Linked DNA regions of Mus musculus: all the other regions are linked to region 1. The links are chromatin loops, found by intact Hi-C in ENCODE. Cell type or tissue: heart. All regions are shown on one strand. Each heading gives the region's core, and the rest is flanking DNA. Links, peaks and the distances in the headings are about the cores only.

Region 1 (10,817 bases), core at 4,728-7,227:
ATAAGAACAATAAGTATTCATTGCTATGAGGGATGCTTTTTTGTGGTCAGCATGACAGGATCTGGATCACATAGGAAGGAGTCTCAGTGAGCAATTAGCAAGATTTTTTTAGATGGTGGGCATGCCTGTGAGGGATTTTCTTAATTGGCTTAAGTGAGATTGAATGATCAATCCTGAATGTGGGCAGCAACATTTCATGGCCTGGGTCTTAGGATGAGTGAGAATGAAAGAGGCAGTTGAGCATAAGTATCCGTTGCTCGCTGTCTCTTGATACAGATATAAGCTGACCAATTTGTCCCTGTCTCCTGCCACTGGAACTGGAACTGGACTGTAGCCTGCAACTCTGAACCTGGTAAACAGTTTCTCCTTGAAATTGCTTTTGACTAAGTTTTTATCACAGCAACAGGAAAAGAAACAAAGATCCAATGCAATGAGTCTAGCTAGCTAGTCTTTGAATCTTTTAAGATAGAGGTAGTTTCAGTAAATACTACTGAAAATGATGTAAAATAAGTGGATTCTGGGCATGGTAGTACAAGACTACTAAGCATTTGGGAGATAGAGAAAGGAAGACCCCCAGCTTGAAGCCAGCATGACTCTAAATGATTTCCTGGCCACATAACAGGGTCTTCTTATAGGACAACAGAAAGAGTGGTTAAGTGATACAAAAAACAGTGAGAGATTAGGTAGAAACTAATGAGAGTGAAGTTAACGTGGAAGAAAAAGGAAGGAAAAGGCTAATGGCCTTAGAGTCTTCATAGCTTTGCATAATTTGAGACACCAAAATCAGTCTTAAGACCTACCCATGTCCCTTGTATAACCTTTGTGCCCAAGAACGCATCATCTCCAGGAGGGAGTGTCTGAGAGAAGACTATCCTTGGTCCTCTCCAGAAATCTTCCAAGATTTCTGTATCACTGTATAACAACCTAGTCACACTGACAGGGAGACAACACTTTGCTCATGAGATTGACTAATGTGTTCTAAGGTCAATTCTTCATTTCCTCTGTTTCCCAGAATCACATGAGGAATCCATTCTCAAATGTCTGCCCTTCTAGCTGAGTTGGGGGTGGGGAGAGCTCCTATGGTGGAAGAGGCTGCAACTGACATTGACTTGGAAATTCCACCTGAATACATAATTGCCTTAATGAGTCATTTGTTACTTTATGAGTACCTAACAGTCAAAAGCTAAACCAGAAGAGTTCAACCCACAAGCAAGTTCTCAATGTCTTCTCAGTAGATTCAATCTGTGGTATTACGATGAGTGTTTTTAAGAACCAACTTCTCTAAAGTTATTCTTGAAGAACAGAGAAAGGAGTCAGTGGGGAGAAAACTTATAAGATGAGAAGATACTCAGAGAAATTGCTGGGCTTGAAATATCAGTGCAGTCAAATGAGTCCACCCAAAGAAAAGGTTTTCATCTCCAGTCTGTCCAAGAAGAGTGTCACATTGTGGGTCTTCATGTCCTCAGCTCTCACAATTTGGAGAAATGGATAATCAACAGTAAGGGGGAAAAAGGAAGGAAAAGGAATAAATTGCAGGCAGATAAAATTTTAGACATTTTCTTAGTAAGCAACTGAGCTATCCATGTTCCTCCCTTCAGTGTTGATAAGCATATGAACATCTGTAGACTTCTGAAAGGAGACACTGGTCAGAAAACTCATCTTTCCCCTGGAGTTTATTAGTTCCCCACTTTTTGAGATCAGGTTGGGTTTTATGTGTGTCAGGCTGGACGAGTATCCTGTAACTTACTTTGGACTCTAGAGTAATCTTCAGTTTCTGATCTTGCCACCATAGCCTGAGTGCTGGGACTACGCACATCTGAAGGTACCTTTATTTTACGTTCTCTTTCCAATCCTAGTGTCTCTTCAGTCAGCAAAGACAGGGTTCACCAATACCACTTTTGCAATGAGAAAACTTAATATAAAGGAGCAGCCCTGCCTGAGCCCAGGAGATGAATTCTACTCAATGTTCTTGCAGCAGGACAACACTGGAGGTAACACCGAGGGAAACACCAGACATCCCCACTAGTATGCTTCCCCTCTTTCCATCACTGGCCTGGACAAATCCAAGGCACAGAGAAACACCCGTCCTAACTCCAAGAAAAGAGGATAGCAGGTTGTTGGTCAGTAATTTGTGGGTTATGATTGAATAATCCTCTGGAATGGTGGTTGCCTATTTCTTTCTATTTGACATAACTCACTTTCTAGATTAAGAGCAGTTCCTTCCCCCAGCATGGGAAGTATGCAGGTATGATTAACAGACCTTCAACTGTTCGTATGTGAGCAGTAAGAATCCTTGCTTTACAAACAGCTGTGAGTTAGCAAAATACCCACACAACACACAGGTCAGTGGGCACCCCACTCACATCCCCCGTTTGTTGCTACTCGTTTTATTCCTTAGTAGCTCAGCACAAATATAATTGCTACTTAACAGACTGACTGGATCCTGACTACCTAAAAATTCCCAAAATGTCTCTGCCAGAAACCAGAATAAATAAAAATTGAGAGAGGCAGAGAGCTGATGGAGACAAGGCTGGAAAGCCAGTCACTGGTCAACAAACACTGGCTGTGAAAAGCCTGCAGTGAGGAGAGCTGGAGCCAGCTCAGCAGCTTAGCAATCTCTGATCTCTCAGCCAGCTGTCTCTCACGTGGAGTTTTGTGTGGCTCAGATATGAAGACGTTATAACATGGACAGTCCTGGGAACTTTCTCCCCCCGGTTGCACAGGGCATAGAAACACATTCCAACACCATTCATTGTCCAAATTCCAGAGACAACAATGGGGACTCCTGATCTAACTGGTTTTAATTATTTGCTTTATTTCTCGAAAGCAACTTGACTCCCTATCCAATGCTAAGGAAAAAAAAAAAAAAAAAAAAAAAAAGACAATTGAACTCATCACACACACCAACCCTACTACATTAAAGTCATATCGAGGAGAAGTTATTATACATTTAAGAAACTCTTTGTCTTTTGGTGCCCTGTTTACCTTGCATGCCTTTTAAATTTACTCTTTAATTCTCCATGTGCAATTGTTCAATTTTTAATAATAATGAAAAAAAAAAAGGGAAGAGGCTCGGTGTGGAGAAGAAGCCGTCGATGATCGGCACATTTTAAGATCGCTTATCATTTTTATTTCTCTATGTCTTCTCCTTCTTTCTCCCTTTCTCCCATCTCCTCCCTTTCTTTCTGATGAGATTCAATCTCCACATCAGACTGAACTTCCTCCCCCACTTCCCATCCCCGCCCCCACTCAAGCATCGGGTAACCCAGAGTTGGGCTCTTGCAGCAGCGAGAGAGCCTATGCTCTCTGGGATGCCGGCCTCTGGGTCCTCAATTCCTGGATGGCAGTTCTCCCTTTCCATGGCCCGAATCAAGGCAGCTTCGCCTGCAGTGTGTCTGGCCTGTTTTGTCTTTCTACATTTTTTTTTTTTTTTAAACTCGGCCCGGGCGCAATCAAATCCTGGCAACAAAGCCCAGAGCTCAAAGCCACAGAGGTGGACTGGCGGCCAGCTTCTCGCCCCTCCCCCCATTGCCCAAACTCGCTTTTGAAAATGCAAGCGTGGGGCCAGAAAATGAATGTGTCGATGGAAGGAGGATAAAAGGCTGGTACGCGAGTGTACACGAGTGCTATGGGCTTTGCAGTTTTCTTTTATATACCTTTTAAACATCAAGGCCTAAAAGCTAGGAAAGCACTCCGGAGAGCCGTTCCGGAGCCGACCCCGGTGGGCTCACAGCTCCCGCCCCGCGCCCTCCCCCATCTGGCTGAGCGGGTGCTTGGCGCGGTTTGTCTGACACTTGTAAATGGAAGTGGGATCCAACTTGGAAGTAAACGCGCCAAAGTCTGGGGGCGGGGAAGAGGCGAAGGCAGAGAAAGGATTCTCCCACCCTCAGCCTAGCCCAGTGTCCCTCACTCCAGCCTCTGTGCCTAGGATTCTGGAATACCCCCACCAAGATCCAGGACCCGAGAGCAAGCGGCGGCGAAGTGGGTCTCCTTCAGGGAGACTAGAGCCATTGGCTGCCCTCGGTTCCACATTCCATAGCTTCTTGCTTCTGGGAGACTCCCAGCCACCTCCGCATCTTCACTGCCTGTGTAGTCTACCTTCACGTTCATTTATGGGTACTCTCATTGCCGAGCTTGCTCGTTATTGTACCTCAAGGTGGGTGCTATCACCAGCATGCACATCTAGGAGCGCCCCCTTTCCTCTGGTAGCAAGAGCCAAGAGCTGTGCCTTTAGAGCGTCCGGCAACACCCGGCCCTCTGCATCTCACCCTCTCTCCGAGCGCACCACAGCTCCCAAGAGCCGGGCAGAGGACAGCAACAAAAGTTGCTTTCCGCAAAGTCTAATCTTGGACAATGTTTAAACACTTCCGAAAACACACGAGACAAGAGTCTGCTGGGGGAGAAACAGTGACCGCATTATACTGCCAAAAAGACCCGGGCTCGCCACCTTTCTCCAGCCCGGCCCGATGCATTTTAGCTCAGCGACCCCAGCTGGTCAAGTCCTCTCGCTCACCAAGCGCCACGCGAAATCTGTCCAGTCCACCTCTGTCACCCCCAGCCAGCTCCCTAAGATCCCCAACTGCACTCCGGTGAGCCAATGGTTTCTTTTCCACACCTTCCGGAAAGAACTCGGGGCGGCGAACAGTGCGCCCTCAACGTGCCCACGAGGAGCCGCAAGGGCTGTTCGGCATCCCTGGGATGATCAGACTACCGCTATTCTCTTTTCAAATAGCACGGTCAGTTCTGACGCCCGCCAAAAATCATGCGTTCTCCCAAAGCAGTCGGGTCCATCTCCCGTCAAAACAACAGAAATCCTTTCCTGGCTTCTCGGCTAAACTGTCGCACCAGTTCAAAGTCGGCTGTCATTTAGAACCTTTCACAACCCAAGACTCAGACATAGTATGCAGGGGCAGGCGAACATTCTAGGCTACCCTTCCTGCACCGTGGAAGTGGAGGCTGGGCTCTTTGCTCCGCTCATAGCCTCCTCTAGCATGCACCCAACTTGCGCCTCTGGGTCCTGCAAGTGCATCCATCGGCATCTGCCCCTCTTCCTACTGAGTGCTGCAAGCGCCAGCTACCCAGCGGAATCGCCGCCTGATATCATCCACCTGCAGCCAACGGCCAAAGCTCAGTGAGGACCCAGAGCTGCATGTACAGACCCGAAAGATCGCCCTCCTCTTATTGCTAGCCCTAAACTTAACCAACTCCGGTGCCATTTCCTGGCTCCTGCCGCAGGGCTGTCTCCCTGGGTTCCAGCTGGTAGCGGTAATGACCACAGCTCCAGGCAGCGCCCAGGCAGGAACTTTACAAGGTGAAAAGTTTCCCCCCACTCTCTCTGAGAGCTTTAGCTTTCCGGAGCACCCATCACAGCCTCTCTGTAACCAGGTTGCTGAGGCTGTTCTGAGAAAGGTGCACCCCAGCCAGTGCACCATGCACCCAAATAAGCATGCTAAAAATCCTCACGCACCCTTGCCTTGGTCAGCGATGCGCCCCTGCACCCGACGAGTCCTCCGTGGTCTTCCTTTCAAGTCTAGGGGCGAGCTGGCCACCCCGCCGCCTCCGCCGCAGTGCTCGCCGCGTGCTCCCGGCTGAGGCTAGGGCGGCGAGCGGAGGCGCTAGGCGCTCAGGACGCCGCCACTGCTGCGGGTTGGCGGCGGAGGAGGGGAGTCGGAGGAGGATGGCGGCGGGAGGGGTGGGGAACCCGGGAGCGAGGTCCCAACGCGCAGCCCAGATCACAGCGCAGCCTGCCGGGGGGAGCGGTTCTCGCGTCTGCTCTAGTCAGCTTGCACCGCTACTGCTGGCGGTGGAGAGGTACCGGGTTCTTCTTCGCGGCGGCCGCCGCCGCACTGCCAAACCCCTAGCTTCGCTGTATTCTCCTCCCTCCCGCAGAGCCGCGTCCTCCGGGGGATGGGGGTGGGGGATGACCAGAGATCTCCGAGCGCCACACGAAGAGAAGGGGAGGGAAAGGGGGGCAGGGAGACCCGGCGGTCAGCAGGAGGACGCTAAGGGCGCCTCGCCTGGAAGCTGGACTAATTTTAGAGCCTAGGCATCCTCCACTTCTAGCGTGGCTGGAAGAACGCACCAAAGTCAGACTGACGTTTTCAGAGAGCGCGCACACACCACACTCAATCGTCTCTGCTCTGCTCTGCTCTGCTCTGCTCTGCTCTGCTCTGCTCTGCTCTGCTCTGCTCTGCTCTGCTCTTCAGCCTGCTGCCTAGAATACACTAGACTTCTCTGGACCAGATGAGGAAACCGAGGCACAATGAGACCAACATGGTTTTACCCAAGCTCCTCAGGCTACTTTGAAGCACAGTGGGCACGGCTATCAAACGCTGTACCTCCTGCTGCCCACCCGGGACTCGCATTTCTTTCCCACGCATTTTCAGATCACTGGGATCACCTTTGTGTGGGAGAGAATCAGACTAAAAAGTAACATGACTCATCACCCCCACCCAGTCTGAAACACGGTGGGATGTGAAGACATTCAGAACAGGAATGAGTGAACAGTCTCAGGGGAGCCAGGTGATTAGCAATACCAACCGGTGTGCCCTCTAGGTCCTTTTACTTCTGGATCATCCTCACAAGTCTGAGGATTCATGGCACCCCACCCCACCCCACCCCACCCACACTGCTTCAGTAGAGCTACACTTCAGCCTATGTTCCTTGCCTGTGAGCTCTGAAACATTCCTAACTAACGGCCAGCCCCGGTAAACCTGGGCCAGCGCCAGCCTCCACCCAACCCCCACTGCTGCACAGCAAATCACGTCTGTCTAAAGCAGGCTTTCACCCCAGGGGGTTCCTAGGGTGCCCACTCCCAGGCAGCTTCTCTGGAACTCTGGGACCGAGCAGTAACTCCAAGAGAGATGCTTCCGCAGACATGCTGTAGAGATAAATTTGCTCCTTTTCTTGATTCCTGAATTTCCCTTCCAGGAGCAGAGTCTGTCTCTCCTTAAAGTCTCTGTGCTCAGTCACACCCTTTGAAGAGTTACTAGAATTTGCCTTTTTGGTCTTCCTCTCCCAAGCCTGGGGCCTTAAGGATCTGAAAAGCCCTCCACTTTCAGTAGGTGGGCGGTTCCCCCTTGAAAGCCTTCTGCAGCCTCTGCACTGCCTTGACTGCCCCATAAAGCACTCTGCATGCTCCGCTTGCTTGCCTTGAGCATTTAATGGAAATACTAAGGAATACTGACAGCTAGCCATACATCAACTAATTCCAGGACAGAAGCATGATGCTGTCCAGGGCTTCACAGTCAGAAAGGCCAGAAGAAAAGTTACCTGCTCTCCAATTATGTCCTTTGCATAATTCTATTCTGATTTTATTTTTATTCAAACACTTTCTTAGGGCATTAAAAATTTATTGCCATATAAATATGCTCCTGGTATGGTGTATTCCTTGTGACTGACCCAAGGTTGTTAGTATTGCATCAAAGATTTTAGTGATTCAAGCATTTTACATTCTAGTGCTTCTGTGGGAAGACTGGGAGAGTCAGCTGCTGGCTGGATGGCTCCTGGGATGCACAGGGAGTTGGTGTTGGCAGCAGGACAGGCCATCTTCCACCTCCTTCCTGGGAAGCTGGCCAGGTAACTGAAGATGCAAGGATGTGGTGGGAGTCCAACCCCTCCAAAGACTTTCTTAGGCCTCAGAGGCACTTCACGCCTAAGTGCAGAAATCTGTCTAACTCTCTACCTCCTGCCTTCAGGCAGAGTGTAGGTAGTAAAGTAAACAGTCTCTACTCCCAGGGCAGAAACGGGCCATGGCAACCTAGGGGAAAATGACTCTGCAATATTGCCGAATGGTTTATTCAGTGGGACACCCTTTGGTATAATACTTGTTGATATCAGAAAAACATCTATTTCTTTATAACATAATCTACTACGAACCTGTGATATTGTGGTCACATTGTTGACAAAGCTATGAACTTAATGAATGAACCAAAAAGATTTATAATTCTTAAATTTTCACCCACGGTACCCTGTACAAATCCCAGTGTAGTGGATAAATATATTAAATAGTCAAAAATTAGACAAGGGAAGAAAGCATGAAAAGTCTCTATAAGACTTGCTAACAACATAGAAGAGAGCACTAACTGAAAAGCCAGAAATATATACTCATGTCACCTGCTTTATCATACTTCTGAGGTCCCACTCCACCTCCTCTGGGCCTTATCTCTTCCTTTAGACTACTGAACAACTTGCTCAACTGGATTCTTGCAAGCTATACTAATAGTACTGAGCCCTGATCCACTCTTGTAGCTCACTCCTCACCAAGGGTCTATTGAGGTGTCCATATACGTGGAAACCTAGATATGTAGGAGTTTAGACACTGAGAAATCTTCAGTGAACAAGACTTGGGAGTGTTTAGCGATATGCATGACTCTGCCACAGACGGGGGAGGCAGATAATGTTCCACATGGCTTCTGGGTTGGTCTTGCTGCAAGAAGCAGTCATCAGCTTGGCTGTACAAACTTGCCTTTCAGTTGTTCCTGGCTCTCTGACCTCCATGTGCTCCTGGGATCACACTTACACTCCAAAAATATTCCAATGAAAAGGCTTTAAAATTAAGTAGGCTTAGGTATTTTTTTTTCTTCTTCAAAACCTACTTTATTTAGGGTTCTTGAACACATCATCTTCTTTTCTAACCCACTGATCAGAGGGAGGCGGAAAAGGTTAATATGAAAGGCTTTTGTGAACCTGTTTAGAAGTAGTTTCTTGGTGCAATTCCAGCCTTTGTTGTCAGGATACCAGCAATCCAGTTCAATAGCAAACACCAAACAGTAAACCCAAATCAGTAGTGGTGGCATAGTCAGCAAATAAGTAAATAGATAGGCAGATAGATAGATAGATAGATAGATAGATAGATAGATGATAGATAGATAGATAAATAGGTAGATAGAGTAAATAAATAAAAGCACAAGTCAGAAGAAGCAGCCAGAACCCGTCACAATACCATGAGAAGTTCTTTGGTTCCTTTCTATCTACAAAGTGAAGACCAACAAACACCAACTAAGACTAGCAAAGACCAATGAAGTCCAGGAAAACATTACACAGCACAGCAATGCAAGTGGATCCTGTGGCCGTACGTGGAATTCTATGTATTCTTTCTAAACATCACATGTCCTCTCAAATGCCTGTTTTCAGTAAAATATTACATGATTTTTTACAAAACAATTTCTAGAAAAACATCATATAATATAACTGAGTTGCTAAGAAAGCAGAAATTTCTACTTCAGATTTATTTTTATTTATATGTACGTGTACATATTTGTATATGTGCCCCAGGACATCAGATCCCTTGGAGATGGAGGCAGTTGTAAGTTTCCTGCCCTGACAGGAAAGCTCAGAACTGAGGTAGATTATCTGTGAGCAAGAGATCTGAAGCACTGAGCCATCTTTCTAATCCTCTCCATGTCTCAAGCCTCTTCAGTAAGTCTTGTCACACTCTGCTCTGGCAATTCCAAGCTAATATATAGATGGCCATTCACAATCATCTTCTTACTCTATGCAACTGACAGATTATGATTCAAAGTGTCATTTGAATATAATGCATGAACATATATATTCATAATTCACATATATAACATATGTATATAGTACTTAGGAATACATATATCCCCAACTTTCTATGTATTTACAGACTTCTCAGTGATAAGTTCTCTCTCTCTCTCTCTCTCTCTCTCTCTCTCTCTCTCTCTCTCTCTCTCTTTCTCTCTCTCTCTCTCTCTCTCTCATGTTCTACCCCGATCTGTTCATCTCATTGAGTTTGTCTCTATGTTCATGAAGATTTGTTCAGTATGTCATCTGAGGTGATGCCTCTTGTACTGTTAAGTCAGAAAACACTGAATTATGGTTTTATTTAAAAGATATTTTGATAACTAGATGGCTATTCAGGAAGGTGGAAGAATGTCCTTCCCTTGAAGTACTAAATCAAGCACAGATGACTTTAACATTACTTTTGGGACCAAATAAAATCATGTTACATTGTGTATTGCAGATTGAATGTGAAGAATCCCCCACAGGCTGAGTCCCTTGCTTCTGGTGTGGACTTGGGAGATGGTAGAACATTTAGTGGTTGAAGGATGTAGGCCACTGCAGCTTTATGGGAATGCAGGAGGTTGTAATTCTAAAGCACTGTCTTTTTTCTAGATTCTCCACCAATCCTTGTACTACATGTTATAGATATCTCTTATACCAGCAAATATATGGGCACATCACACCCTTTTATTGAACATGCCATTTAACTAACCTTTACATTTTTTTGGTTGTTTCACACATGTATGCAACTCATTGTGACACTATTCACTACACCATCCTCTCTTATCTCCTTCTGAATACTCCAGGATCCTCTTTTTTTGTTTCCAATTAATCCTCTCCTACTTCCATGTGTGTGTGTGGTGTATGTGCACATGTGTGCATATACAGGTCACTTTCAGGTAGTCACAGCTGCTACGTGTTCATAATGACATTGGCCACATCGTATGTAGCAGACAGTGCTTCACAGTGATCCTCCTCATTCTCTAGCTCTTCTAATCTATCTGCCCTGCTTTACTGTGACATTCCCTCCATCATTGGGAAGAGGCTGATGCCCATGCTGCCTTATAGAGCTGAGCATTCAGCACTCACTTATGCTAAAGTTGATGCAGCCCAGTCCTTATTTTCAAAAAGCACCCAAGCCATAGTTGGCTATACCTAACTTGAATCTTCTCTAACGAATTTCTTACCATCTGACATTATTCTTGATTTTTTTTATATATCCATCTTGGGCTACAACTCTCCCTTTACTTTGTCCAGTAGAGCAATACATGCAGTAGCAGCCATTTAAT
Region 2 (10,817 bases), core at 3,681-6,180, 820 kb before region 1:
TAAATTCTTATCACCTTGCAGCTTGGTTACTTGAAGACAGAAACACAGAAGTATCTTGGAAAGCGTCCTCTCAAAGACACACATCTGTTTATTATAGGAAGGGTTTGCAGGGCCAGCTGGTGCTTGCTTTTTTGAAGCTGCCAATCAGCCAGTGTTCTTTTGGAAATCTTTTCCCCTCTCTTCCCATACAAGAAGAATCACAGAGGTGCTCGGGTGGAGAGATTGAGCAGAGGGGCTAACCTTGGAGTGGCCTGACCTGGAGGTGTCTTTCCAGGGACAGGGGAGGGCAGGGCACCTGTGTACTCTGGGCCTCACTTAGCAGTGAGACACTCCTGGTGGGCAGTTTTGAGATGAGAGGTGCAGCAGGCAGGGCAGAGCAATACTGGAGACAGGTGCTGGTATAATCTGGGCAGCACAATGGCCCAACTGGCAAGGACAGCTCGCAGCTCCCCTGTAAAGGAGACAGTGGGAGGGCTGCAGGCCTTTCCTTCTCACTTCCCCAGGGGTACTTGCCATAGAACTTTGGTATGGCCTTTAGGAGCCAAAAGCTTGGTAAACTGATATTTTTCTTTGGTTTAGAAAAATACAGACAGTGTGTGTGTGTGTGTGTGTGTGTGTGCGTGTGTGTGTGCTGCAGGCACTATGGAACCCTCATTCCCCTTCATTCAGTAGCGTTTATGAGCTTCCTACCATAAGCACAACTTTAATGATGGATGCTGGGGATGTGATTCGGGACTGGACAGAAGCCCCTCCTGTCAGAGCATCTTGTTCCATCTGGAAGGAAATGAAAAAGCGAATCAAGGAACAATAACATAAGAGAGACACACAGGAAAAAAAAAAAAAGAGAGACACACAGGGAACTGAGGTGCCACAGAACAGGGTCATACAACCCGACTGAAGGGCCAGAGCCAGCAATTAGGATGGAAGCCACGTTTAAGATGAGATTTGAAGACTTTGTCTTGCTTTATGTGACCCTCCATTTCCACCACTGCAGCACTCAGTGCTGACTGCAGTAACAAGTCACCTCTCTTTGACTGGGCATTTAAACCCCAGGTCCTGGGGCAGAATATAAATTATTAAAACCAAAGATAAATCTTGTATCCCCCTGTACCTGAGCTTTTATGTATAGTAGGTTATAAAGTGACACACACACACACACTAGTCTGAAGAACTGGGAACAGAGTCCTTCAGAAACACCAGCATTCACTCACAGCAGGCCCAGCATCAGCAGGCCATGTTGAGCATCTTTGCAGTCCTGCAGGTACCAGCAGCTGCTAATTAAGGCCACACTGCCACCATGAGGACAGTCTGCCTAGTGTCTGTCAGGATTAGGATCCTTGAGACCCAAGCCTGCTTGGAAGCCCAGCTTCCTGCTGGAGAGAGTAGTGACTGTGTAGAAGGGAAAGGCTTACCTACTCCAGGGGCCCCTCCCTCTGGCTGTCCCAGCCTCATCCAGGCAAGGGCAGAGGGTCTTTTTGTAAGTGTGCATGTACAGTACAGACCAGGGAGTCAGGCAGAAGAAGGCACATTCCCTCTCTCTGCACTGCAAGGCTGTCTTCTCTTGGACTCCTGCTGGCCCACCCCTCCCACCTCCCACCGCAGGCTTGCATAGCTGACTTTGACACACTGTTGAAATCAAAGAATGCCATGTGATGAATTGGCAGACTTCAAAGCTCTGCTGTATACTCGAAACACACTATCCCTAAATCTTATGTCTGGAAAGAGGCATTTTCCCAGTGTAAAAGCAAACGGAAGCATACACATTCAGTGTTGGGAGTAAGGGTGTGTGCAGCAACTTGCAAACTATGTTTTGTGGATTTTAGGATCAGCCAAGCAAGTGTAGAGTCTTCCAGAAATGGAGTTTCCTGTTGGGAAAATTAAAGAGGTTTATAGAATGTGGGATTAAGAAAGGACTTTTTATGGACTGGAGCACCAAAACAAAACAAAACAAAACAAAACAAAAAAAAACACTTGCTCTTGAATCAGCTGAGTCCCCAGGCTTGGCGGCCCAAGTCTCTCTCTCTCTCTCTCTCTCTCTCTCTGTGTGTGTGTGTGTGTGTGTGTGTGTGTGTGTGTGTGTGTGTGTGTCTGTAGAGCTTCTGCATGGCCACTTAGGAGGCCTTAGAGGGTGGGCAGAATTTTTGGTAGACGCCATGCCATCACCATGGACAAGGGTGACCCCAACAAGCCACGGGGCAAAATGTCCTCGTATGCCTTCTTCGTGCAGACCTGCTGGGAGGAGCACAAGAAGAAGCATCCCGATTCGTCGGTTAACTTCGCTGAGTTCTCCAAGAAATGCTTCGAGAGATGGAAGACCATGTCTGCAAACGAAAAGTCGAAGTTTGAAGATTTGGCCAAGAGCGACAAAGCTGGTTATGACAGGGAGATGAAGAACAATGTTCCTCCCAAAGGTGATAAGACAGGAAAGAAAAAAGATCCAAATGTTTTGAAGAGACTGCCATCTGCCTTCTTTATGTTTTGCTCTGAACATTGCCCAAAAATCAAAAGTGAACACCCTTGCCTGTCTATTGGAGATACTGCAAAGAAACTGGGTATGATGTGGTCTGAACAATTTGCCAAAGATAAACAACTGAATGAGCAGAAAGTAGCTAAACTAAAGGAGACATGTGAAAAGGATATTGCTGCATACCATGGCGAGGGCAAAAGTGAAACAGGAAAGAAGGGTTCTGGTAGGCCAGTGGGCTCAAAGAAGAAGACTGGAGGAAGAGGAGGAGGAGGAAGAGAAGGAGGAGGAGGAAGATGATGAAGAGGGAGAAGAGGAAGAGGAAGAGGAAGAGGAAGAATAAGTGGCTGTCATGAAGTGTGGAGTATCTGTGCTCAGGCAATTATTTTGCTAAGAATGTGAAATTCAAGCACATTAGCTTCAGTATAAAAACTGAACAGATTTTTGTGTAGCTGATGAGATTCTTTGTAGAGAAAATACTTTTAAAAACGTGTTTGTAGCTTTTTCAGGGGCTACAACGTACAGTTAGATTTAAAACTTTTGATGTTGAATGTTTCTAAATATTTAATGGTTTAACTTCTTATGGTAGCAAAAATAACTTTATAAGAATCTGTATTACCAGTAAAAAGATTTTTTTAGGATTCTGCATTTTTTAAAATTTGTAATAAAATTATATATATATATATATATGTATATATATATATGAACACTTGGACCCAGGGCCGGCTCTCAGCACACTCATGTCAGCTCATGACCACCCGTAATTCTAGCTCCTGGGGATCACACATGTGGTGCACATGAATGGACACATACATAAATGAAAAGGGAAGAACATTTAACAGTAGCCTAAAGTGACAAGTGACAGGTTGAAATAATTACTTCAAAGAAATTGAAAGTAGTAGATACATATATTGCTGAGCTTGTTCTGTGTTTTTCTTGCTCTTGAATCAGAGCAGCGCTGACCACCTGAGGAGATGCTCATGAGATTGGGTCTGTAAGGTTTCCCTGTGGAGGGAGGTGGAAGGCTCACGAGGCTCAGGGCTCAGGGGCATTAATGACATCCTTCCCGGTCCCCTTTCCTTAGAGAGGACACAGAGGCTGTAAAGCACCGGGCTGGGACTGTTTGGTGATGTGACTGCCTGTAAGCTGACAGGGACCTCTGGGCAGTGGAGCTGCCTGTGAGCTACCCATGCACCTGTAAGTAACTTCAAGAAACTCATCAGCCATCAAGCTGACTTTTACAGAAACCTCATTTTCATCTCTACTTTCCAATCTAGGCGAGCAGACATTTTAAACATGCAGAGCCGTTACCTTCAGTGATGGTTAATATTGACCGACTGTCAACCAGGCAGGATCCAGAATCCCTGTAATGTCAAGTCTCGAGTCACACCTGTGAGGGATTCTCTGAATTACGCTAACTCTGAGCAGGTCGTTGGTGGGTTGTCATGATTAGTTTGAGGTGGGTGACTGGGCTGCTGTAAGCAGCTCTGCTCCACAGGACAGGCTGAATAAGAAGGACAAAATGAGCTGATTGGAAACATTCATCATCTAACTATGGAAGCAATATAACTGCAAGGTCCCCTCAGTGATGACTGTATACCTTTGAACTGTGAGACAAATACCTGTCTCCTTGCTTTTTTCAGGGTATTTTAACACAGTAATAGGAAAGGCAACAGATATACTGTCTATTCTAAGGTCTTTCCTGATGATCCCACCACAGCATCCAAGGGACCAGGCTAAGAACTCAGGAGGTGGAGTGTCCCTAACCCCTCCAGCTCCAAGATGCATTGTTCTTCATGAGAAGAACAATGTACGCCACTTTAAAATGTACGCCACTGCATAAGTCCTTCCAAAAATAAGGTAAGAAATTATGATTGAAAACATGGCAAATGTGATTAACTGGCTAGGGTGATTTATTTTTATTTTTATTTTTTTGAGTAGGCACTGTTCCTTCCTGTCAGGAATTACAGTAGCAAGCATCTGTCTAAAAGTTACCAGTCAAAGGCTCAGTGCCTCAGACTTGTTTCAGTGACCAGGTTACTAAGGAATGTTCTCTACATCTGTGGGTTTGTAACTGGGCAGCTCGCAGGGAACTTGCTGCATTTTGTATTCAACCTCACACAGACCTCTGCTATCAGCAGACGTCTGCAATTGTTCTTAGCTCAGTTAGTAATAATTCAACTTCCCACAAGGGGGCAGCAAAGCCCACAGCATTGTTAACCATCACTCTCCGGCCTGGGCTGGAGAGAGACTTCTGAGGGTGGTGGGGCCTGACACCCTGAAGGGTATAGCATATTGAGACTGTGATATATGCCATGAGGTGCTGTAACTACTATCCCGAGACAACTAACTCTAGATTTAAAAAGTAGATCTTAATGTTTTATACTCTGTCACTAGAACTTATAGAAACACCTGTATCCATTAAAGAAATAGTGGGGAATTAGTATTCACAAAGCGTTTGCTATTTGTCAGGACCGTGCAAGGCTCCTGCCACTACATCTTTGAGAATCTCTAGGACTCAAGCCCTCCATGAATGAAGAGCGAAGCCTGCTCCTGATCCCTCCTGAACCAAAATGGAGTACCTGACCCATGCATTGCAGCCTTCTAATCCTGCTTCGGCGGAGAGTAGGGTTTGCTTGAGCATGATATAGCAGCTAAGTCCAGAGTCCTCTTCAAGAATTTTAGGGGTGGTTTTCAGGGATAATTGGTATTTTTCAGGACCTGTATCTTCGCGTTCACAATGTTATTCCCTTAAGCACATGAGAAGCCAGGGCTGGCCTGTCGGTTGGTTCTTGTCAAAAGATGCTTGAATTCATTTTGGTAAACAAAAGATCATGATTACTCATGATAACTCAAAGTTATGTCAACGCATTTCCAATATTGATTTAAAATTTTTGAATATCTTAGGGTCTGTCTTAGTCTATTTGATGCTTGGGTAGGATCCTGGAGTGTTTCTGGATAACACTTAAGAAAAAAGTTTATTTGGTTAACAATTTTGGTAACAAGGGCTTCCTGGGTAAATAAATTCATTGCAACAAGGACACTGAAAAGGTCCTAAGCAGATGTGAAGAACCAGAGGCAAGTGTGTAGGGGCAATAAGCCACTCAAGACAATAGACCTTGTCCCCAAAGACCTGAGAGGCAGCATGAAGCCATCCACTCAAGGGTTCTCGCTGCCCATGACTGATGACATTTGGTTAAGCTCAACATCCCCTTCCTCCCTGCCTCCACCCCTCCCTTCCTCCACCCCTCCCTTCCTCCCTGCCTCCACCCCTCCCTTCCTCCCTGCTTCCACCCCTCCCTTCCTCCCTGCCTCCACCCCTCCCTTCCTCCCTGCCTCCACCCCTCCCTTCCTCCACCCTTGCTTTTCTCCCTGCCTCTACCCCTCCCTTCCTCCCTGCCTCCACCCCTCCCTTCCTCCCTGCCTCCACCCCTCCCTTCCTCCCTGCCTCCATCCCTCTTTTCCTCCCTGCCTCCACCCCTCTTTTCCTCCCTGCCTCCACCCCTCCCTTTCTTCTTTTCTTCCACTTCTTCCCTCCATCCCTTCTCACCTCTTCTCTCTCCCTCTTTCCTTCCCTTCTTTCTTCATTTTTTAAAGAAAAACATTTTGTTTGGTAGCCCTAGACCCTTGCTGTGTAGATTGACCTTGGACTCTCTGTTCTCAGCGTCTCCTGCTGGGATTATACAAGACACCTTTTAGATGCTCTGCCATATTAATCTCACCACATCGGAGATAAAGCTTCAAGTACAGAAATCGATTGGAGACAAGGTATTTCTAAACTACAACAAAGCCTAAAGTTCTAGGATATTTTCTTCCTGCACTTAGTGTGTAAATGCTTGTGTGTGTGTGTGTGTGTGTGTGTGTGTGTGTGAGAGAGAGAGAGAGAGAGAGAGAGAGAGAGAGAGAGAGAGAGTATTGCACGAGATCATCATTCTATCATGTTCCCTTTCTGGTGCTGAGGTCAGACAAAGTAGTCCAGTTTGGGGAACAGGGTCCACAGGCAGGCAACAGAGTCAGGGTAAGCCCCTGCTCTAGTTGTTGGGAGACCCACATGACAACCAAGTTGCACATCTGTTTCATATGTGTTGGGAGGTGGGGCTGAGTCCAGCCCTTGTATGTTCTTTGGTTGGTTGTTCAGTCCCTTGGTTGTTCAGAACCCCCAGGAGTCCAGGTTAGTTGACTCTGCTGGTCTTCTTGTGGAGTCCCTGTCCTCTTTGGGTCCCTCAATCCTTCCTCCCAACTCTTTCTCAAGACTTCTGAGCTCTGTCTAATGTTTGGCTATGGGTCTCTGCGTCTGTTTCAGTCAGCTACTAGGTGGAGCCTCTCAGGGCAGCCATGCTGGACTCCTGTCTACAAGCGTAACAGAGTATCACTAACAGTGTCAGGGATTGGTTCTTGCACATGAAGTGGATCTGAAATTGGGCCAGTTATTGGTTGGCCATTCCCTCGGTCTCTACAATACCTTTATCCCTGAACTTTTTATAGGCAGGACACAGTTTGGGTTGAAAGTTTCGTGAGTGGATTAGTGTTCTTATCCCTCGTCTTGGTGTCTTGCTTGTCTACAGGAGGTAGGCTCTTCAGGCTCTCTATCTCCCTCCACTAGAAGCCTCAGCTAGAGGCACCCTCGTAGACTCCCTGGAGCCTCGCCCATAGCTTGAGAAATCTTAAATTCTTTAGAAGTGGTCTCAGTTTTCCCAGGACTGGGGGTTTTCATGGATGAGGAACTTTCAGAGTTAAAGCTGGGGAGGTCCTCGGCAGAGCACGGCAAGTGGGCAGCTAGAGAGTGGGGGTGCTTGACTTCTTCCATCGGGCCAGGCAGGCTGCTCCACATGACAAGAACATTCAAGGATCATTCCGGGGGCACTCAGACAGATACTTGCCACTGTCATCTTAATGACAGTGACCAGATTTGGAGGGAGTTTGATCATTTTAAAGACTTTTTTATTTTTTTTCCAAATTGTGAAAAACAGTACCGAGATAACTTTAACAGATTTACTTCTTGGGTGCATCAGGGTGCTAAGACACTGGCTATCCTGAAAAAGAAGGACATGGAAAAGGGAAACTGAGTGCTTAGTACAATTTAGTAACAGATCTGGGGCTCCTACCACCCACAAGAGTGAAATGCCCAACCTCCACAGAAGTTATGGTTGTGAAAGGTAAGGGACACCGGCTCTCTGGTTTGGAGTCAACTGGGTCATTGTGCACTCTGCTGCCATGAGTGGGGACATCCATGGCTGAGAAGGGCCTGTGGCTCAGGGCCAGACCTAAACCTGGATCCTTGGGTGACTGCACTGCTGGGGCAGAAGAGGTTAAAGATTTGCACCAAGGCTGTTAGCACAGGACTCAGAGGCGTAGCTGGAAAGCTGACAGCATTTTGAGCCCATCTATGAAATGCGCAGCTCTGACTGTGTCACATGGTCAGCAGTCATGGCTACTGTTCTCCATTACTGTATCTTTGAAAGTTAATTGATGTCCCTAGTACAAATGATGGAGAAAGACATTTTAGAAACTGTATTTGTTCTTGAGCCCAAGGGAGCAGTGTAGAAAGACAGGTTTTTTTCCAGTGTCACTGTGAGTACACCTACAGGGAAGGGACCAAGGTTTGTGATGAGGGATGCTGTGGGAAGATCCTTCTCAGCTCTGGGAAGGGCTAGTCCCCAGACTGGGGACTCTGGAGTGTTTAAAATGTGTCTCCTGGTAACATCAGAAGCTACAGCCATAAAGTCTCTCCAAAATGACTTCCCAAATGTGAGCTGGACCAGGAGGACACCAGGGAACTTGCTAAATTGATGAGGAGAAGCCCATGAGGTGTCAAGCCTACACAAAGGACTACAGACAATTGAGGAAAGCTGGGAGTAAGACATGTGGTCTTGTCCTGGGGAAGAGCACAAAAATTGGCTGTTCAGTGCCAAACGGTGAACCCTGAAAATATACATACATACTAGTAACATTGTACACACACACACACACACACACACACACACACACACACACACACAGAGAGAGAGAGAGAGAGAGAGAGAGAGAGAGAGAGACATTGTCAGCTGGAGAAGGTCCTCATCCTGGCAGCACACACTGGCTGGGTCTCTTTGTCTCTGAAAGAGTGCCACCCTGGGCATTGATAATGTCACTTCTGTGTCCATTTCTGTTTTATCCCCACACCTCCCTAACCCATCACATTTCTTTCTTACCTATGCATGGTTTTCTCAGCCAAAGTCATTCATTTCATTACAGACAATTCTTGAGAGTCTATGGACAATTTTTTTTTCTCTTTCAAGAATTTATTTTGGGGCTGGGGATATGGCTTAGTTGGTAGAGTACTTCGTGCACATGCAGGAAGCCCTGACTTCCATTCCTAGCCTCCTCAATCTTGTGTGGTATCTCACACCTGTAATTCCAGCACTTGAATGGTAGAAGGCGAGGAAACAGGAATTCAAAGTCATCTTCAACTACACGGTGAGTGTGAGGCCAGACCAGGCCATGTGATATTATCTCAAAAACAAAACAAGAGCAACAGATAAGTAAAGAGCACACAGGAATCCAGTCCTTTGGAACTGGTGTTGCAAATGGCTGCGAACCACGTGGTGCCCAGAACCCAACCCAGAGCTCTGATGAAGCAGCAAGTGCTTGTAGCTGCTGAGCCTTCTCTCAAGTCCCAAGCTATTCCTTAAACCTCGAGACCTCTCCTCAGTCTACAGCAGTGGGTACAAGGCTCCCTTACCGGAAAGTACTGCTATCCAGCCACACTCCTCCTTCTCAGTCACAGAGCTGGGGACAGAGCTGAGCTGTGACATTCCTCTGTCACCTCCAGCCCTGATATCTGCCCCCTCAAGTTCCTGTAATACAGGGAAACATGCTCTGCAGGGTGGCGCTGACTTCATGTATGAATTCCTAACTGCCCAAAGTCCTCAGGCACTGACCAGTTTTCTGTTTAAGTGAGCTAGTGTCTGACTTCTGCCTTCCACAGCACAAACACCTAGCCACACTAAAAGCTAGCGTCTTTAAGAATGCAAGGCAGCAGTGCTGAGGAAATGCCCTTCCTGGCTGAGCATCTTCCTGTGTCCACAGCCTCTGATCCTATGCATTTTCTTGTCTGACACTTCAAGGAATCTACCATGAGCACTCGTCCCTCCATTATGGATCTGGTCAACATTTATTTCTGGAAACTTTTTCTTTCTACATTGCCATCTATTTATCTCAATAAGACAAAGTTTGATTATACTAGACACCCTATCTCTTCAGTTATATAGTCTATAAAGACACAATAAACTCTTTAGACAGTGTATTTCTGGACAGACATTTCTTGTCCATCTCTACCTGAGGTTACCTAGTACCATCTCAAACTCAGCCTTTTAAAAGACAGACTCATGGTCTCATTCTTAAATTATGATCATTCTGCCTTTTCAATTTTGATGAAGCACACCTTTATCCTCCTGGTGGGGCTCTTTGTTGAGAGCCGTGCCACGCGCAATCGCCATTATAGGATGGCGCTGGCCTAACTAGTAAACAAGCCTTGTGCGCAAGGGCAAGAGTGAACTCACGCCTAGTCACTGCCCATCTTGGGGCATAGTAATGAGGTGATGGGCGAGCAACAAATCAGGAGCTGACATGCCACATCAGGTGCTGAAACGCCATGCTGAGGGCTATATAAGCAGCACCATTTTCCGGGGTCTGGGTCTTCCCTCCTTAAGAAGCAACAAAGCTTGCCGCAGAAGAATCCGGTTGTCCGAGTGTGTTCTTGCCGGCGAGAACGATAGCTCGGGACAGCTCTTGAGTATCAGTCTGCCTGTTTCCTTCCAACCTTGTTCATTTGCAAGTCCTGCCAACTCAGACACATCATTGGAAAGTCCCAGTAGATTTCCTCTAGGACATCTGTTCGCCTGACTCCTGAACCATTGCTTTCAGAGAACCTCAGTGGCTGCTGAATGATTTTCACATCTATTTCTCTGATGTTTAAGATACCAACTTCTCCTTCAAGCCACATCTCATTCTTGTCACCTTGGATCTTTCTTCTTTAGTTCTATTTTTCTCAATTATGCCTTTCTCTGAGTCAAATATGAGACAAATTCTTATAAAAATGCACTTGAAATATTTAGAACAATGGTCACCATTCTAAGACTCCATCAGTACCAGTGCTTGTGAGGTTGATGATGGTCATGATAGCATAGCCCATCTCTGTGAAGTTCTCACAGTCCCCTAAGGAAGAGCTATTCTTTTCTTCTGTGCTTCCATCAACCTTTGTTTCTACTCCTTTTTAGGCTCCTGGTAGGTTCTGCTTTGCCTTCTGATCGGTTTGCCCTGTCCTGAGAAATGATTTCTACCTTGGTAAGTGTGATGGTTAGTTTTACGTCAA
Region 3 (10,817 bases), core at 4,999-7,498, 60 kb before region 1:
TCTGCTCACTGCTGTGACAAAATGCCTGACAGGAGTTACTTAAGGAATGAAGGCTTATTTGGACTCTGTATTTGAGGTTACCATTCACTGTGGTGGTGAAGATACTGCAGCAGGAACAAGAGGCAGATGCTCACACTGCAAGTACAGTCAAGAAGCAGAGGGGAAATGCTGGTGCTCAGTTCGCTGTCTCTTTTTATGCCATTTGAGACCCCAGCCCTCTGACTGATGACACCCATATTTAGGATGGGCCTTCCTTCAACCACTTCAATTATCCCAATCTGTGAAATCCCTCACAGATATGCCCCAAAATGTGTGATTCCAGATACTATCAAGGTGACAAACGATACGAGCCTTCACGGGAAGAATCAAGGAGACCAGCAGCTATCTAATGGCCAATGCAGTGATTTCATTTTTAAATTATAAGGGTGCATGGGTACTTTGTCTGCATGCTATATTCTGCACACCATGTGCATAACTATTGCCTGTAGAGGCTAGTGGAGGATATTGTATATCCACTGAACTGGAGCTAGACAGGAGTCACCATGTGGGTACAGGAAAGCATACCTAGGTCCACTGGAAAAACAGTCAGTACTCTTAACCTCTATGATAGTAGTTCTGAACTTCTGGATCAGGACCCCTTTGTGGATTGAATGACCCTTACACAGAGGTCACATATCAGTTACCCTGCATATCAGAAATCTACATTATGATTAATAATAGTAACAAAATTAAATAGTAACAAAATTAAATAAAATAAAATAATTTAATTTATTTTAATAAAAAAATAAATTAATAAATAGCAACAAAAATAATTTTAAGTTTGGGGGTCCCCACAGCATGAGGGACTGTATTAAAGTGTAGGCGTATTAGGAAGGTTAAGAAGCACTGCACTAGTGGATCTTTGCCGATCCATTGTTATGACTTTTAGAAAGAGATGGTGAGGAATTAGATTAAGGCAGTAACAATGGAAAGTATTTATACTTGGGAATATCCCAAAGATAGGATCACAGGATTTGTTCAAGAGTTGAAAACAAAAGAGCACACAGACACACACACACACGTGCAAGTATGTGCGCGAGCACACACACACACACACAGTGGAGGTGTCTTGGAAAGATGATGAAGCAGATATTTATTGAAATGCAAAAAATGTAAGGAGGGAGGAATTAGAGGTCCATTTGGACATGTTGAATTCAGACATCCATTGAAGAAGCTACCCAGGAGAAAGGCATAGGCTCTGCTTCCTATGTAGAAAACAGAGGATGTTAGACAGGGATTAGAAGCAAGAAAAACAGATCAGCAGAACTCATACAATCACTGGCATCATCCTACCTAACCCTTCAAAAACTGGAAGCTTTTAAACTGCTAGCCAAGACGTGCATTGCATCACAATGGGAGTGACTCTGAGAGCAGACATTCTTGGTTCGATCAGAAAGGCGATGATGTAAGCAATTGTTTTCACAGCCTGGCATAATTCTGCATTAAGATCCAACCTGGCCCTCTGACCTCAAGCCAACGGGGAGCTCCCAAACAGGGACCGAAGCATACAGTGGTTTATTGTTCAAACCCCAGGTTCTAAAGGGGAGTTCTCAGCACATTCACAGGGAATGCAAATGAAGCCCTTGCCATGGGAAGCTGTTTTGTTTTTCCAAATCAGGCTTAGCAATCTGTCACCAAACAGCTACATGTGTCTCAGTAAACCTTGATTTGGATGCTCACACCCTTGCAAAATGTTTTGAATCCTCACAGGCACATGTCAGGGTCCTTAGAAGTTCTCAGTTCCTGCAGTTTACACAGTGTCTGTCCTTCATGTATCTCTAAAGCTGGGTTACACCGAAGGGCTGCAATCCAGAATAAAATGCCTGTAGATGCATAAAAGTACTGCAGCAATGGGTTGATGAGCGAGGACACAGTAGTGGATAGAGTGTGCACCACCATTCAGAGCTAGAGGAAAGGAAGTGCAGGAAGCAAGCTTGCTCTTATTGGTTGATGGCTATGGGGATGTCTCCTCATCACTCTGAGTCATTTTCCTTATCCCTAAACCAAGGCATCAAAGCAGCCGATCTTTCCTTGTTGAGTATTTGAGGATAAGCTAGTCACACAGCAGACCTTTAGATCAGACTATTCTGCCCAACTAAGATGCCACACTTTTTCATCAATAATTCCTTATTTTCTGCCTTCATTGCTAATGGCCAAAACTCTATTCTAGGTTAGTTCTGTGAATTGCACTAGTCTGTTCTTAAATTTTTATATCTTACTGGTTTAAAAATTCACTTTCTGGTGAGTGTGTATGTGTGTAGCTTACTTGCATAAAGTTTCCAGAGTAGGCAAAGCTGGTTGACTACAGAACCCCATGGATCTGTGTGTGTTTGCCTCCTGTGTAGAGATTAGAACACATGACACTCAGTTCATGCTCACTCCATGTGTACTCACTCCTTTATGTGCATATAGTCCTCAATCTACAAGTCTGTGTTATCACCCACTTGCTCTGCACTTGTCCTGTGCATAGAACATATCCCTTCCCCTGTCTGCTTTGGTTAATGCCACTGTCCTTAATTTGATGACATCCTGGCACAGTTAGTTCATAGCACAGATGAACTTTGGAAGAGCTGCCCTTCATGACCTGTAACAATTCTGAGCAGCCCCACTATCTCATGGAGCCAACATCTGGAGAAAAGAAATTTCTTCTTCAATAAATCCCTCACCTTCTGATGGGCAAATAAAAGAAAGAAAGCACCCACAAGAGGTCCTCAAAGAAGTGCATTACACTGTGCAAAGGTCAGGGGACATTTCCCCAGCCAGGAAGATCATGGAACAGAAGAACAGCCAGAGGACTTCTAGCGCCTTCTTATTTCTATATATGACTCTTACTGGCAATAGCGCCTCTGGTTGAAACAGCAAGGTGGGAAACTCAGCTCCACAAGGAGAACAAAAGACAACAGAAACATAACGTGTCACCCTGTGTAAAATCAACAGCTCTGAAAGACTTCGGAGCTTGAAACAAGTTCCTCACCTGTGATGCACACTTCCCACCTTAGATATCACAGCAGGTCTTTACTCCAAACCACACCTGGATGCTTAAACACCACCTAAATGACCTTCTCCCCAAAGAATTAAATTACCATTATAGCCTACCCCTCTATTAAAAATTAATGAATTCACCAGCTCCTAGGACTAAGGCCTTCATTTGTTTCTTAATGAAGAAAGCTTTGATCTTCAATTCTCCAAGGCTATGATTGTTTTTTATTCTTCAGTTCTCCTCATTAAATATAAATACCTCCATTCTCCAAGATACACCTGCAAAGCACTTAAAACACTCATTTGAACAATAGGAAACCTATTTTTGTCTCCTTGCTAAGAGCCCACTGTTTAAAGTTCTGCTATACAAGGGAAGGCATTTTTCTCTGGCACCCAGGCACTGATATGGGTGATAGAATACTGAAATTGAAGGTTTGCAGTTAATCACTATTTACAGAATAGGCTCAAAGGGCAACTTCTCCGAGTGTAAGATCTGAGCTGCAATAAGAATTCTTCACATGTTGTCATTAGCTGAAGGAGGAGGGACCATCCAAGCAGGTGCCACAGTTTGATTTATTGAATATTTCAGGCTACATTCCTGGGATATAACATCAAGCGCCGGGAGAGACTCTCTCTGGCAACTGCCACAGCCCTAATAGCAAAAGGCAAATGAGCTCTTAGTGCACACTGAGAGATGTCTGGCAACAGCTAGAATTCCCCCATTCTGCCATTACAGCAAAGTGCCCTTAACCATGTCTTAGGCATGGTATGTATTATTAAAACAAGGGAGCTGTGGTGCTTTTCCAAATAAACCAGTTATCAAAGCCTATTGCTAATTCAAGTATGTTCATTCAAGGTAACAGCTACACACACACACACACACACACACACACACACACACACACACACACACAATCTCATTCCACATTTGAATAATGCAATCCATTCCGCTAAGTTACCATGTCCTGGTTACACAAAAGGCTGGGTGAGCAAACGGAGTGTGTTTCTTCTGTTGTGTGTTTAAGAAAGCTGAGAAAAGCTATTTCCAGAATCTCAACATTCATATCCATTACTCATTGCTAGATGATCCAGGCTTTGACGATATGAAATTTGGAATAAGCAAAAACCCTGGCACTGTGATTGTCTGCCTGGAAGTCAATAAAAACGACTTGAACCTTGAAGTTTTCAGCCCACAGACCCTGCATACGGAATTTTGCAATAAGTCAGCAGCTGGAATGACAATGCTTTACCAGAGTTGTTATTACCCTTGACAAAGTTGGGGGGGGTTCCATTAGGAGTCATGTCTAATCCACAGCCTGGGGCTGAAAGAGAAGGGAATTTTCTCAGTCTCCAGGGAGGGGAAGGAGATGCAGTTGTTAGGCAGCAGTTTCTGCCTATCCTCTCTTGGGGAAAAAGCGCGAACTGTGACATTCAGGGTGGTTGTCAAGCGCTTTCCCCCCTGACTGCCATCCTGCCCGTCACATCTTTGTGAGGGGAGCTTGGTAAGGCAGGAAAAATATTCTAGAAAACAGGACATAGACTTCAGTATGCACTGTCTTGGTATAAAGTACAGATACATAATTGACTGAAAAAAAAAACCAACATTTTCTTAGTTTTGGCCCTGACGTAAAAACATATGAATGTTCTCCTTTTGAGACAGAGCAAGAAATGCAGAGGGAAAAAAGGAAGGAACAGCTACAAGATTCTTCTGCCAAGATGATTGTTTTTCTCCGAGCATAAAGGCGATAATTTCAATTTTGGCTGAGACAGATTATTTCCTAAGAACAGAAAAAACCCAACTGGATGTCCCCAGATGTCACAGGATGATTTGACACTGGAGTGTGCTTCTCTGAAGACTTCTCTGAAGCAGCAGGAATGGAGAGCACTGTCATTGTATGGCTCTATCAAGTTCAGCACTTGACAGACGACAATTGAGCTGCCCAATGTCCTAGTCCTCATGTCAATATACACTCCAGACCTGGTTTATTTCCACCCTAGAAATATATATATATATATATATATATATATATATATATATATATATATATATATTTAAAATATATATAAAAATAACATCAATAATTATAATAGAATGTCAGTACCAACTACTTTTTTACCTTTTTAAAACCTGTGCATACAATGTGAGTGTGAGCAGGAAAATCAATAGAGGAACGTCTATGTTCAGGAGTTGTTTCCTCATCACCGTGCATGCCAATCACAAGCAGGCCATCTTAAATATGTTCCATTCTCCCTCTTCACCCTAATCAAAAATGGAGGATATCAAGCTCCTGTCCTCAGCATGCACCCTCAGTTCTCATGAACACCCTCAGTCTGTGCCCAAGAGATGACCACTGAAAGCAGGCACTGTCCTCCCGTGTCTCAGCTCACTTCTGTTCCTTCTCTGTGCATGAGCTGCAGAAATGATGTCTGTGGTGCCATTTTCCAAATAGAAAATTCTATCATCCATTAGCTATAAGCATCGAACATCAAGCTAGACAAAGACTCCGGCTTCTGCTGTCCCGGAGGTGATAGTGTCTTTGGCTACATTTCAGGAATTCAATTCTACTCAGAAGATATTTATAGAGGCTCATCCACATGCCAGCACTGCTCTCAGCTCCAGCAAAACAAAAGAAGCAGCAAGCCATACTCCTGTTCAGAGGAGAGCATTGGCCAGCCAGTGTCCCCAGAACTGTCTTTGAGGTACTGTACGGGAAGCAATACAGAGATTGTATTGGAAGAGCAACCTTGTTGTCCTCAGACTCTGCAGAATTCATCTTTAAAAACATCAAACCTAGGGTTTGTGAACATGTGCTGTGCCCAAACACTGACCCGACGTGAGTTTTATGTACAAAACTGAACCGCCTGGCTTCCTATCCCCTACAGTTCTTCTGCTTCACAAAGAACTTTCCATGTTTTGTCCCTCAGGACAAGATTCTTTTATGACCTCCTCACCTGTCATATACTGTAAAACTAAGAGATGGAGCCTTTACAGTTGAACAAAGGCCAGTGAACAGAAACAAGCGTGGATATTCATTGCCTCCTATCAAACCTTGTATTCCATTTCCAACACAATTTCTGCTTTCCTCTCTGTGAACCTTGTCCCCCACCCAAGGGGTGCCGTCCTCGAGTTTACAGAGGCCATGCTGAATGTGCTGTATGCAAAACGGGTTTGCCTCCTGACATCAGTGTCTACCATCAGAGCCCGGGTAGACAGTACCTCCTCCACTGCTCTCCTAATGGACCATGTGGACTTAGTTATTCTGCACCCAGCTCCGTGTTTTCTCACTCATGGCACACTTTGACAGGGAGCAACTTGGTTATGTTTGGTCCTGGGGAGATAGAGGTGGATGAGGACAATTTTGTTCCAAGCTCCCAGAAATCTCTTAGAAGTATTTAAGAATCAAACCACAATACATAAGAATATCAGATCTAATAAAGACCCAAGAAATTGAGTCCTCGGAAACAAAACAAAGAATATCATTTGCTTGGGTGGCTCAGGAAAGGCATCCAGCTTCTGATGTCCCTGGCGTGATAGTGTCTTTGACAGCTGTCACTCATGTAGACCTTAAAGTACTTGAACAAAAGGTGTGGGTCAGGTTCAAATCTATTAAGCCATATTGGCATAATAGTCTGTGGGATAAAGAGATAGGAGAATGGCTCTGCTTAGCGGCTTCTGAAATACAGGTGAAGCCAGAAACTGCTTCAAGTGAAAAGAAAGACCATCATTAGCTGTAAAAACTGCAAATAAGCTAGATTCGGGACTCTGGGCATTTCTGGAGTTGCTAGCAAAATCCTCTCTGAACCCCAAACCAGGAGACTAATGAGTATGAATCTCGGAGGTGTCACAAACCAGTGTCAGAAGAGAACCTGGCTTATGTGGCTGTCATAGCACCTAGGGTGCCTCAGAAAAAATGATTTAAGGTTTAATTCTGAGGGTGGCAGTTCGGTGTCAAATATTTGAATGATGAACTTTATAATGCTCAGCCTCCGTGTCAGGTGAAACACTCAAATGCCTTCCGAATTCCGAGCAAAGTACGTCACTGCAGCAAGCCTCCGATACACCGTGCTTCAAGGGAAATGCAGCGGCTAGTGGTAAGACATATTCTGGGGTGGGGGGAGTGGGGGGTTTCAAGCCTGTGTAACAAGGAAGCAGGATTGCTCCTGGTGTAGACAGAACTGTGCTGCACTGCAGCATGGCACAGAACTCGGACTTTTACAAAAGTAGGTGTCGAAGAACAGGTTCCCCCTCCAGACCTTGAAATTATTGGTTTCCTGTTGGTGCAGAAATCATCCAGCTGCTATGGCTTCAAGTTTTGCATCTTGGTAACAAAGATGCTTACTTCAAAGTCTCACTTTACAAACTTAAAGTACATTGTAAACTTAGGATCAATTCAGCGGTTATAAAACATGCAGACCACTCACTGTTGGGATTATCCTCTTTCCCATCAGAAATTAATATTCAGCATAGATCTGGTCATAATTTCTAAGCACTGAGTAAAGACATGCCCATCCCAAGTATGAAGTCCTGCTTTGTGAGCTAGGAAACAGAAACAGAAGTCAAGATCTGCTAGGTTCAAGATTCACAGCACAGTACTTTGTGTTGTGAACTCTCAGACACCAGACAGTCACACCCATAGTCAGCAAAGGTGGCCCTTTAAAATCCCAGCTGAGCTGGGCGTGGTGGCACATGCCTTTAATCCCAGCACTCGAAGAGGCAGAGGCAGAGGCAGAGGCAGAGGCAGAGGCAGAGGCAGAGGCAGAGGCAGAGGCAGAGGCAGAGGCAGAGGCAGAGGCAGAGGCAGAGGCAGAGGCAGAGGCAGAGGCAGAGGCAGAGGCAGGCGGGTTTCTGAGTTTGAGGCCAGCTTGGTCTACAAAGTGAGTTCCAGGGTAGCCAGGGCTATACAGAGAAAGCCTGTCTTGACAAACAAACAAACAAACAAACAAAAACAAAAACAAAAAAAACAACCAATCCCAGCTGGCTGATTACAATAGATTCTTTGGTGAGCTTTCTTTTCCTCTCCTTGCCTTCAGTTCCTCCTCATATTACCTTTCCCATGACCTGCCTCCTGATTTTAGGCTCAGCAGACACAAGCATGATCCAGATATGCCACCCTATCTGCCACCCTCCTATGCAATGGGCAAATGGCTTCTTTATCATCCTCAAATCCATCCTTTCTTGTCTGACTTTTGTTTTTATGTCCCAGCTAGCCACACAGTCTGTATGATTTTTCCTTCTGCATCCTAGGCATTGTCTATGTTTCAAGACCAGGCTCTCCTACTTCAATTTTCTGAAAAAAAAAAAAATGTAAGAATGTAACTAGAGATTTCACATCTTTTATATCTCAAGTTCATTCCAATCAGCATCAGTACTGTACTTCTCTCACCAAGAAGAGCACATGTCCATTATGCCAACAGATAATGTGCTTTATGCTTGACGCTGAGAAGAGTTCTGTGAGCCAGAAGCCATGCTCAAGCACCTCTCACTTAGCTGGGATCTTTGCACAGTGCTTTGTATATAGTATTCATTTAGTCCTCTACTACTTAAGAGGAAAACTCCATCCTTTTTTATTATTCCACAACCAGTATCTACTCAAAAACACAGATGACATTCATAAAGATTAGTCTTTAATGTGTCTGATGGTAATGCTGCCTATAGAGCAATAGGATCAAAATAAAATCAGGAAACTCCTGATTAAAGAAAAATTTCTATTTTGAATTTCCTTGGTAGAATAGGCCTAAGTATAGAAAAAATTACTCAAAATTGATGATGTAAGGAAAGGCATTTACACGATGTTAGTGATTGACAGGCTGCGTGAGCCACTGTTGAGGACTGACACCTAAAGAAGACTTTATTTTATGCTTATCATGCTTAAAGTCTGTTTGAAATTTAGCCGTGTAGTTGGTGAACCAAATATTGCATTTGTGATATAAGGACCATATTCTGATCTGTATCTACTATAGAATATTTAAGGTCTTTTAATGAAACGACAAGACCATAATCACTAATAATGTAGGGGATTGTAAATCCTGATAAAGAGATATAAACTCTCTGCATTTTAAATAAATAAGATTAGAAGATGCATTTGAACATGAGTTTAAAGACATAGATTTTACAAGTCAGAAGGTGGATGTGGAGATCTGAAATGCAGAACCCGTAAATATGTCGAGATACTATTAAAATTAGTAAACTAAACATGCAATAATTTCTTCCAGGTTTGAGAGCTTATGAAGGTGGACACTGTATCCCAGAGGACCAATAAGCGATTAGAGAAAAAGGGAGCTGACTATCTCCAGAAAAGCTTTCATTTAAAGCTTACTCATGAATTTCATTGGTTGAGCACTCTCTTTAAGGGCAGTAATGATGTTAGGCTATTCAGAAAATTCATGTAATTACCCTGTCCAGGTTAAGATCATTCTATGAGTACAGATGGGTAGAGATACTCCAGGAAGAGTGGAGACCCATCATGAAAGCACAGCAGAAGTTAAGCACTGGACTGTGGAAGTGCAGAAGAGCTGTGAGGTCAATGAGGGTGTTCCTGGCAGACCTCACAAGCAGAGCCATCCTTGAACTCATTAGCATGTGCTTAATTAAAATTGTGTTTCTTGATGATAAAATACACCCATACTTGTGCAGACTTACAAAAAATTATTCATACTAATATAAAGAAAAATAGAAACCACCTATAACTTTATGCACCATTTAACTATTAACTTCATCATAATCCTTCCAGTGATGACTGGAATCTCTCTTCTCCTTTAACCAAACAGTTACAAACATTAAAACATATAAAAGGCAATGCATTTTGCATTTTATATTACCTTTACATAATAGTATATTTTAGACAGTCACTTTGGATATCAAAAGTCAGTGGAAATACAAATCGAATAAATTCCTGATATACTATGGTACTCGGTTGAAATGGAGCCTAGTGGTAGAGTACTAGCCTAGCATAAGTGAGACCTTGAGTGGATGAAGAGACAAGTATTCCACAGTACTGGTCAGATCAATTGATCAGGTCAGATTTTCTTATTGTTAGATATTATATTTCAGGTTCTTGAAAAAATACAGGGTTTTGTTCAGGTTTGTGTGTGTGTGTGTGGTTGTTGTTTTTGGCTATTGCAATGGATATTTGCACATAACAATTTATTTGAATGAAAACAGCTCTCTAAAGGAATAATTAAGTCAGAAGAAAGATACTGTTAATAAAATAGAGATGAGCTTTAAGAAACAAAAACAAAATACTAGGGAAAGTATTTTACTGACACAATGAATTGGTATGAGAGTGCATGTCTGCAAACTGCAGAAACAGCTCTGGGAACTAACAAAGATGAACTCAGATCACTAGCCATGGGGACTCCGAAACAGTTTACTGAAAACAGGAGCACAATTGTATTTGGAACACAGGAAAGTCATGTTTGTGACAGTGATGGTAAGAGGCTCGTGTGAGGACTCCTGCAATAGTCCAGGAGCTACCAATGATCTGGATACAACAATAGCAGCATGTAGAAAAGGGCCCATGGTGGTTGGATCTCAATTCCTTAAGTAGTGGCTAGATCTTTCATAAATGATTGTGTCTATGTTATATTACAAAAGGTATACTTTTAAAACCTAATTACAACAGGTTTTGAATATTAAAGGAAAAACAAACTATCCAAATCATGACATTCATTCCACTCAATTTGTGTGTAGAGCAGCAAAGGTCAGGGATTCAACCTCAGCATTCCCTGAAATAACTATAGATATCACTGTCTCATAGTGGGGAGCCATAGCACTGTGTGATCACTAAAGTTTTTCTACC

What was found. Peaks named below come from ENCODE experiments on the same cell type or tissue, not always from the same donor. Only the 100,000 strongest peaks of a DNase experiment are listed, where the experiment ranks them.
Region 2: it touches region 1 in a loop (2.8-fold over the local background); 2 of 42 quality-filtered maps call a loop at or near these places.
Region 3: a loop joins it to region 1, with 2.4 times the contacts of the local background. A loop is called at or near these places in 2 of 42 quality-filtered maps.

What each region holds. Positions count from the first base shown.
Region 1 is chr9:16,496,406-16,507,222 of GRCm38, forward strand. It overlaps Fat3 (FAT atypical cadherin 3), which reads right to left and starts at 5,649. Exons shown (of 26, transcript NM_001080814.2): 1 at 5,468-5,649. In heart, for the core only: a CTCF peak has its summit at 5,759; a DNase peak (open chromatin) is centred at 5,856; H3K4me3 peaks cover 2,311 bases; H3K27ac peaks cover 1,706 bases; H3K27me3 peaks cover 520 bases.
Region 2 is chr9:15,680,738-15,691,554 of GRCm38, forward strand. It overlaps the pseudogene Gm5119. Among named protein-coding and RNA genes, the nearest start is that of Gm35225, 15 kb to the left of the region's middle. In heart, for the core only: a CTCF peak has its summit at 4,655 (motif pointing right); no DNase peak of the experiment used is centred there.
Region 3 is chr9:16,436,509-16,447,325 of GRCm38, forward strand. All of the region lies in intron 1 of Fat3 (FAT atypical cadherin 3), which reads right to left. Among named protein-coding and RNA genes, the nearest start is that of Fat3, 60 kb to the right of the region's middle. In heart, for the core only: no CTCF peak of the experiment used is centred there; no DNase peak of the experiment used is centred there.